2 separate regions of the Homo sapiens genome follow, and region 2 is linked to region 1. Evidence: chromatin contacts called from ENCODE Hi-C or POLR2A ChIA-PET data. All regions are on one chromosome and are shown on one strand. The core of a region is the stretch at or near the end of the contact, and the rest is flanking DNA. Distances in the headings are between cores, read along the strand shown.

Evidence for each region. A loop is a pair of places that touch in the nucleus more often than their neighbours do. ChIA-PET counts read pairs that join two places held with the same protein, here RNA polymerase II (POLR2A).
Region 2: a map of endothelial cell of hepatic sinusoid shows a loop between it and region 1 (4-fold over the local background). The contact joins two enhancer-like sites. A Hi-C loop is called at or near these places in 2 of 168 maps with a recorded cell type or tissue (astrocyte of the cerebellum and endothelial cell of hepatic sinusoid). POLR2A ChIA-PET finds 5 or more read pairs at or near these places in 1 of 52 experiments (AG04450).

What each region holds. Positions count from the first base shown.
Region 1 is chr6:160,927,962-160,932,739 of GRCh38, reverse strand. LOC102724087 (a long non-coding RNA gene) reads right to left here. Exons shown (of 6, transcript NR_187757.1): 3 at 4,724-4,778. Among named protein-coding and RNA genes, the nearest start is that of MAP3K4, 61 kb to the left of the region's middle. RefSeq lists an enhancer at 1,729-2,023. Within about 2 kb of position 1,444, at least 4 of the 41 ENCODE cell types and tissues checked have a DNase peak (open chromatin) inside an H3K27ac peak, as active enhancers do.
Region 2 is chr6:161,256,593-161,261,148 of GRCh38, reverse strand. The region is part of intron 1 of AGPAT4 (1-acylglycerol-3-phosphate O-acyltransferase 4); the gene reads left to right. Among named protein-coding and RNA genes, the nearest start is that of AGPAT4, 15 kb to the left of the region's middle. Within about 2 kb of position 3,233, at least 6 of the 41 ENCODE cell types and tissues checked have a DNase peak (open chromatin) inside an H3K27ac peak, as active enhancers do.

The DNA.
Region 1 (4,778 bases), core at 195-2,694:
TTTGTATTTTTAGTAGAGATGGGGTTTCACCATGTTAGTTAGGCTGGTCTCGAACTCCTGACCTAGTGATCTACCCACCTCAGCCTCCCAAAGTGCTGGGATTACAGGCATGAGCCACCATACCCCACCTAGAATTTTTTAAAATTGAAATATTTTCCAGTTTTTAAGCATATCAGCATATCAGCTAACTTTAAAGTGTTAATGTCACTGTACTTATAAATTATTGAAGCTTAAACTTTAGAATAGTGGAGGATAAGTTAAACGTAGCAAAAAGATTTCTCCTTTATTACTTCTTTTTTTAAAAAATATTTTTTTTTTTGGCACAAGCTCTCGCTCTGCTGCCCAGGCTGTAGTGCAGTGGTGCAATCTTGGCTCACTGCAGCCTTGTCCTCCTGGGCTCAATCATCCTCCTACCTCAGCTCCCGAGTAGCTGGGGCTACAGGCGTGCGGCCACCACACCCGGATAATTTTTTTGGTATTTTTTGTAGAGATGAGGTCTTGCCATGTTGCCCAGACTGGTCTTGAACTCCTGTGCTCAAGCAGTTCTCCTGTCTTGGCCTCCCAAAGTGCTGGGATTACAGGAGTGAGGCACTGCACGTGCCCTATTGCTTCTTTAAATAAGGGACAAGAGATATAAAGAGAAAACAGGAAGTACCTTCTCCCTCTGTAACTTATGAGGTAAGCAGCTAATTGATCATATGGTAAAGAAGAACCAAATAAAATTAGTGTCTCAAAATATCAGGAGCACTGCTTCTGTGAAATCAGTTAAAGTACATGTCCATATTAGTCATCCATTGATACACATGCTTATTTTCCTAAGTGAATTCTCCACAATTCTGAAAACCAGTGAAAAGATTATCTCATGTTAGTTCTACACAAAACCAAGCATCGCATGTGACTCTCCATGTTTCAAGGCATACACATCCCTTTCCACCGAGGATCAAAGTGCCCTACACCAAGGATCAAAGTGCCCTATGGGAAGCAACTTCTTGCCTTTTAAACCAGATTCAGTAAACAAAAACTGTTTTGCATAGCTGACAAAAGATCACACTGATTGCACAAAACAAGGTCAGCCTGTGGAAGGAAGCTTACAAGGTCAAATGGGGCACGTTAAGGAGGCGTAACCCATCACATTGACTTTTCTGCTGTTAGAATTTTTTTCTGGTAAAAAATACAGGTATCAGGATTCCCTGTGTCCAGCAGGTGTTAGAACAGAGGAAGACAGAGGGCGGCCTCCTGCAAAACATCTCCTACCCTTGCCAGTTTCCAATCCAGTGTCCAGGGGCTGGAGCATCAGGGCTCCCCGTGCTTGCGCTTGGAAGCAGAAACGCCCTCAAGCCCCAGTTCTCTCAGGGGCTCCGACCCACCTACCTGGGGTTCAGCCCCGGAGCCAGCGGCTGGACCGAACGGGGTCGCGCCCTGGAACACAGGGCGGGCGAAGGAGAAAAGCCCAGCTGGCAGCGCATGGGCGAGCGTCCTGCCTTTCCCAGCGGCCTTGGCCTGGCCATCATGGGCTTGCGGGAGGGGTCCGCCCACCCGCGCCCCCGCCCCGGGCCCCAGCCCCGTGCCTGCGCCTCTGCGGAGCGCAAGCGGCCTTGTTCCTCTCCCGCGGGGGACCCTTCGCGAGCTCCAGAAGCATCAGTGTCCTCCGGGCGGCCGCGGGCCCGCTGCGGCTCCCACCCTGGCGCCCCTGGATTGCTCTCCCCACTCTCAGCCTTACGCCCCACTCCTTCCACCCCGAATTTTGCAGCCTCAGGACTTGAACCATCTGCTGGCTGAAGTCACTTGGGACAAAACCCACGACAGGTTTTGGGAGCTGGACACTCCCTCCCAAGGAGGCGAGGGCGCGCAGCGAAGTGTGGGGTGTGCCGCCCCCTGCCGGCCTGGGTGACGTTCGCTTCTGCTTCCACGCTGCCCAGCAATGTCCAATTGGAACGTTTGGAAGGCAAGGCTGAGAATAAATGCTGTTTGCAAATTCCAGAAAAGAAAAAAAAATGTTGTTCTTCTATTTAGCAAAAGGTTTTCCCAGCCAAGCCAGCACTTCTGTGGGTAGTATTTAAGTCTTAAGTGCGTCAGAGCTGTTGCCTGCAGGCGCTGGTATTGCCCAAGGGGAAGTATCAGGACAATGTCTACGAAAACTCCAGGATCTTGGATGAAGCAACCTTTCCACATTAAGTTTGTAGCATAATCTACCAGGTCTCCTACGATTTACCCGTCATGCAAAAGGAGCAAGTTTCTGCAAAACAGGGCTTTCAAAGAGCCTTTTCAGGAGAAGAAAATGTTGGAAGAGCTAATTTGTTGCCTACTTGTTGTTCACTTTGCAACTAAAACTAATCCCCTTAAAGGTATTTATGGGTATGAATGATAAATAATGAAAAGGATCAAAATAGGAATGTTTCATTCACTTTAACCTGGCCCATGCTGTGCACTTCAGGCCCTAGACTCTGGTTTGAACTCTGTGATTTCTATCATTCCTTGGCTTTGTTTGCTTCATTGCTTGGGCTTTCAGACTGATCAGAGTTCTGTGAATACAGTAGGTGCTCAATAAATCCTTAATCTGGGTACTACCATTGATGCCTGTGGCAGTGACTGCAGATGGGCGGGCTCCTGCAGCAGCGAGGCGTGGGGCTAGAGGGCCTGGCTCTGGCATCCAACCCTGCTCCATCTGCCACAAAAGCTGTGTGACTTTGGGGAAGTTATGAACCTCTGCTGAACTCTCTGTGGGTAAAATGAGAGTAGTAGCAATAGCACCTCCCTCATAGGGTTGGAGTGAGGAGTAAATGAAATAACCTGTGTAAAGAACCTGGTATGGTGCCTAGTGTTGTGTAAACTACTAATTGGACAGGGGAGTAGTATCCAGAATATACAAGGAACTCAAACATCTCAACAGCAAAAAACCAATGCAGTTAAAATACGGGCAAATGATCTGAGCAGACATTTCTCAAAAGAAGTCATACAAATGTCCAACAAATATATGAAAATGTGCTCAATATCACTAATCATCAGCGAAATGGAAATCAAAACCACTATGAGGTATTAGCTCACCCCAGTTAGGATGGCTATTATCAGAAAGACAAAAAATAACACATGCTGGTGAGGATGCAGAAAAAAAGGGAACTTTTCTACACAGTTGGTGGGAATTTAAACTAGTACAATCTCTCTGGAGAACAGTATGGAGGTTCCTCAAAAAACTACAAATAGAAGTACCATATGATCCAGCAATCTCACTACGGGGCATTTATCCAACAGAATGGAAATCATTATATCACAGAGTCATCTGCAGCCCCGGGTTTATTGCAGCTCTGTTCACAATAACCAAGACATGGAATCAACCTAGTTGTCTGACCACACATGAATGGATAAAGAAAATGTGGCATATACATACCATGGAATACTATTCAGCTATAAAAAATAATGAAATCCTATTATTTGCAGCAACATGGATGAAGCTAGAGTACATTATGTTAAACAAGCCAGGAGCAGAAAGATTAACACTGTATGTTCTCACTCATAGGTGGCAGCTAAAAGAAGTTGATCTCAAGAAGTAAAAAGTAAACAGAAGATACTAGAGGCTGAGAAGGGTCCCAGGAAGGGAGGGATAGGGAGAGAGTTGTTAAAGGCTACAAATTACAGCTTGAAAAGAGGAATAGTTCTAGTGTTCTACACCACTGTAGAATGTCAACAGTAGTATAGTGAATAGTGTCAAATAGCTAAAAGGAGGATGTTGAATGTTTCCAACACAAATATATAATAAATGATAAACATTTGAGATGACATATATGCTAATTACCCTGATTTGATCACTATACATTATATGTATTGAAACATCTTATGTACCTTATGAATATGTACAATTATTATTTGTTGACAAGCATTTTTTTTTGAAAGCTTGATCTCATATAATTAGAGTAGAATAGTGGTACCAGAGGACGAGGAAGGTAGTTGGGGAGAGAAGAGAAGTTGGTCCATGGTTTCAAAATTCCAGTTAGACAGAAATAATAAATTCTGGTGTTCTATTACACACTAGGGTGACTATAGCTAATAATAATATATTGTATATTTCAAAATAACTAGAAGAGAAGATTTTGAATTTTCTCACCACAAAGAAAGGATAAATGTTTAAAGTGATAGATATGCTGATTACCCTAATTGATCATTATACAATATATCCATGCACTGAAACATCACACTGAACCCCATAAATATGTACAATTGCTATGTGTCAATTACAAATGAAATGAAACATTTAAAAAAGAGCTTAGTAAAGTGATTAGTATGTAGGCATTAATCAATCAAGTATAGATATTATTATTCCTCCTCCCAGTAGTAAATTGCAGTACAGTGGTTAAAAGTAATCACTTAAGACCTAGATATTTGGGTTAGAACCTGGCTCCACCAATTTCCATTGGCATACTTTGGGCAAATGAGTTTCAATGTCCTGATCTATAAGTGGTAATAATAAAAGAGAAAAATCTGGTGATTGTAGCGTGGTATAGGCAATTCATAGTGCTGTTAGTGCCTGGCACAGATGGAAAACCTACAATAAATCATAGCTAGTACTAAAATAAAAATTGTAAGGATATGTTTAGATTAGCCACCAATGCTTAATTGTCCTCTAAGGTAATAATGTCTTTGTCTAATTTTACCTTTCCACTTATTTTCTTATCAAAATGTTGATAGCTAGGGATTGCCAGAGGGTCTGAACTCAGTGACACCTTCCCACCTGAAGGTCAAGGGCTGTCTGCAGCCCCTGGTGGAACCCTGGTTGCCGACATCAG
Region 2 (4,556 bases), core at 1,984-4,483, 330 kb before region 1:
TGGCTTAAGCAGGGGTTGGAAGGATAAACACATGTTTGGCAAGTCAACAGTGGGAGAAAAGGGGGAGGGAAGGGCATCAGGCAGGTGGAACGGAATACACGAGCTCGGAGCACCAGAGTGAGCCCTGCTCAGGAAATTCTAGAAGGCGAAGACGTGGTTCAGTGTGCACTCCTCTAAGGAGATTTCCTGACCTCCTCATGGCCCTGCCTGGTGAAATCAGGTGTCCTAACCCTGACGTTTATTTATTTTTTCTTTTTTTTGAGACAGGCTCTCACTTTGTCACCCAGGCCGGAATGCAGTGGCTCAAACACAGCTCACTTCAACCTTGACCTCCCTGGCTCAAGTGAGCCACCTGCCTCAGCCCTCCCCAAGTAGCTGGGACTATGGGTGCACACCACCACACCCAGCTAATGTTTGTATTTTGTGTAGAGAGGGAGTTTTGCCATGTTGCCCAGGCTGAATCCTGTTTTTTTTTTTTTTTTTTTTTTTTTTTGAGACGTAGTCTCCTTTTGTGGCCCAGGCTGGAGTGCGGTGGCACAATCTTGGCTCACTGCAACCTCCGCCTCCCAGGTTCAAGTGATTCTCCTGCCTGCCTCAGCCTCCTGAGTAGCTAGGACTACAGGTGTGTGCCACCACGCCTGGTTAATTTTTAGTAGAGATGGGGTTTCACCATGTTGGCCAGGCTGAACTCAAACATCTGACCTCAAGTGATCCGCCTGCCTCAGCCTCCCAAAGTGCTGAGATTACAGGTGTGAGCCACTGTGCCAGGCCTGGCTTTTTATTTTCAAACCACGCTGCACATTCCAAGAGAGTAGCAGTTAGTCTTGGACTCTACAACTTGAATTTCTTATCTTGCTTTCCTGCAGTTTGACAAGCTCCTTGGGACTGGTCAGTGTTCATTCCCCAGGCTGGTTCTTTCATAAACGCTGTCTGCAGGAATGAAAGGCATCGCCTATGGAAAGGGCTAAGAGGAAGAGGACACTCCCATGTGCGGTGGGAGTAATGGCCCCTCCGTCTTCCTAGCAGTTCACTGAAGCCTGAAGCAGTGAGAGGCTGCTGGATCCCACTGTGCTTTTGTTAAAGCCCTGTCCCCACATGCTGTTCTTGGCTTGTTATAGTGGCACGCAGTTCACTTCCAGAGACTCCCCAGCCCCAAACACGTATAGCGCCAGGTGAATGGAAGTTTCCTCCAGTGCAACTCCTGGATGGGTCTGAGAAGGGAAGCAAGAACCAGGATGTGACTCAATGGTGAACTTACGACTCGGCCCTGGGGGTGCAGCGTGCACATAGATACCATGGAGCTAGGTGCTGACATTGTAAAAAGTGGACCCCTGTCCGGAAGACTTTCATTTTCTTTCGGCAGTTCTTAACTCTCTTCCTTGGTCACATTTGAGGAGTTGCCCTGTTGGTAAGCTCAAGGTGCCACTCAGCCAGAGAGTCCTCCTGGGCATGTGAACTGTGCGGTGACCTGGGACCCCACAGTTGGGGTAAGGCTCTGCTCTCCCTTGTTGAAATTCTTGATAGTTTTTGAAGAAGGAACCCCACATTCTCATTTTGACCAGGCCTGGCAAATGCTGTAGCCTTTCCTGCATTGAGTATAGAGTTAGTGAGTTTTCACACGTGCTGGTAGTGTGGCACATGTGTGAAAACTCACTAACTCTAGACTCAACCAACTCCAGACCGCCCTGCAAAAGACCGGGTGGCTCTACAAAAGTCCGTGATCACCAGCAACTCAAAGCATACGCGCTGCGGACAGCCAAGGTCATATTAGGACTATCTCAGTATAGAAAGGATGATTGGTGCTGTTAAAGCTTCAGGGGTGCAGAGGTCTGTTACATGGCATTGTGACCATAACTAAGAATAATGTGTATTTAAACATTACTAAAAGAATAGATTTTAAACTTTCTCATCATAAGAAAAATAAGTATGGGAAGTGATCGATACGTTAGCGAGCTTCATTTAATCATTTCACGGTGTAAACGTATATCATAACATTATGTTGTACACCATAAATATGTACAATTTTTATTTGTCAATTGAAAAGAATTTAAGGCCGGGTACCGTGGCTCACACCTGTAATCCCAGCACTTTGGGAGGCTGAGGCGGGAGGATCACTTGAGGTCAGGAGTTTGATACCAGCCTTGCCTGTATGATGAAACCCTGTCTCTACTAAAAATACAAAAAATTAGCTGGGCCTGGTGGCGGGCGCCTGTAATCCCAGCTACTTGGGAGGCTGAGGCATGAGAATCTCTTGAACCTGGGAGTGGGGGTTGCAGTGAGCCTAGATTGTGCCACTGCACTTCCAGCCTGGGCGATAGAGTGAGACTCATTCTCCAAAAAAAAAAAAAAATTAAATGCTTGTGGTAAAATAGTCCCCAAGTCTTTCACATCTAGCCATGTGATTAAACTTTCAACCAAGTCTTGCTACAACCTAGCTTGAGTAATGACTCTCTGTGGATGGTGTTTCTGTGTTTTTTGCGGGGAGTGGGGTGGGGAGGAGAAATAAGAACCATCTCCCAACATATATAGGTGGTGAAGTCCAAAGCTGAAGTTGCCCCAGATAAGAGAACTCTCCTGTTTTCTAGGACTGTGAGAGGTTATTGCTCTCTTGTGTCAATTTTAGTTGTGTTTTTTCTTTCTGTATTTTGCTTGTCTTATGATTCAAGACATGAACATAAATATACATTTGAAAATTTCCACCAAGAGGTGGAAAAGTTTATAGATTCAGAGAAGATAACTTTGTACAAAACAAAAGTCTAAAAATGGTTGTTGGATACTCTCAGGTATTTGGAGAATCTGCCAACCCGTTTGCAGGAAATTTGTTTTCAAATGGGAAAGGATAGAACAGCCTGAAGATGGGAGTGCAGTCATTTTGAGTTACTTCCGTTATTGCAGCCAAGGGAAGTCACTTTTTAGGGAAGACAATGGACGTAGAGTTTTCATCTCTGAACTGCCACTCTCAGTCTTTGAGGTCTCATGGAGGAAAAAAAGTGTCATAAGACTGGAGATAAGTAAAATTCCTTGTTTTTAAAAGTTGAGAAGTGTAAATACTAGAACTTTCATTCTGGCACGCAGGAGTTTTTTCCTTCCAAGTGTTTTAACGTAGGAAGTAATAAATGATCCCATGGAGCCAGGATGTGTGCGCCAAAACTAAATCATGTTGAGTTAACCTCACTTATTTCATTGGTACCGTTACTGGGTGAGTCAGTTGAGAAAGTGCCAGAGCAAGGGTGATCCTGTAAAGTAAACATTTGACAGACTGCGTCACCACATCCTTGTGTATATGATGGTGACCTGGGGATTGGGACCAGATGGGTTCATAGCTAATGGAACAACAGAATAAGCTTGTATTCACTTCCATATGAAATAGAAGGTGGGACTAACGCTGTCTTTCCTTTTTTTTTCTTCTCTTTCTCCTTCTTGTCCACATTCCTTTTTAATTTCCATGAAGAAAATTAATTTAAATTGACTTCTCATATTTCAAGAACCCTTTGATCATTTTTTTGATGTTGGATTTCAGCAGTTTTAAAAACTTCTGTCTTCATTTAATTTTTTAATGGCATTACTAAGATATAATTTACATACCATAAATTCACCCATTTTAAGTGTATAGTTCAATGAGTTTTGGTAAATTTGGCGTTGTGTAACCATCACCAAAATCCAGCTTAGAACGCCTCTCTCATCCCAAAAGTCTCCTCATGCCCACAGGATCCATCCTCACATGTGTCTGTAGCTCAGACAATCAGTGATCCAGTTTCTGTGTCTGTAATTTGGCCTTTGATAGGTATTGCCTATGAGTGGGATAATTCACTATGTATTGTTCTGTGTCTGGCTCTGTTCATTTAGCATAATATGCTTGAGATCCACCCGTGGCATGCATGGAGCCGGGACTGGTTCCTTCTTGTTAGTGGTCTTCCGTCCTGTGGCTGTACCATCTCTTGCTTCTTTATTCACCGGGTGATGGATATTTGGAACATTTTAGCATTCATCTAATTTTAAGTTTACTACTTTTATCCTGATCCAAAGTTCATGTTAGAAACAAGTGCTGTTTTCATTGCCACTTTCCCCCCATCTCCAACATCTCATTTAGGGCACAGGAAAATTCTTAGTAAGGACTTAGAGGAAAAGTGAAGACCTCTGCCTCCACGCCCACTGGCTAAGGTGGCTGGTCTGCAGGGAGCTCGCAACAGGCGTCTCCAACGTGATGCCAAAGGCTGACTTTTGGGAAAGTGGAAACTCTCCCAGACCTAAAACTGGAGAAAAGGCACATCCATTCTTGATGCCTGTCTTGTGGGCTTATTCGTCTCCTAGGCAGAATGCATGAAAATTTCAGTGTTGCCAAACTGATGAACCCATTTCTTTCCCTTCAATTATTTATCTCCCCACTGATTTCATTAATTAATGAAGCTTTTGGCAATCCACCAGATTTCTTTCGGGAACGCTCTTTGTCAGTGTCGACTGTGTACAGGCTGCAGGGACCGGGGGAGCCATCAGACGCCGTCTCTGCCTCCCGAGCCTGCTTCAGGGAGGACGTGTCAGCTCCGCTGTGTGGCTAT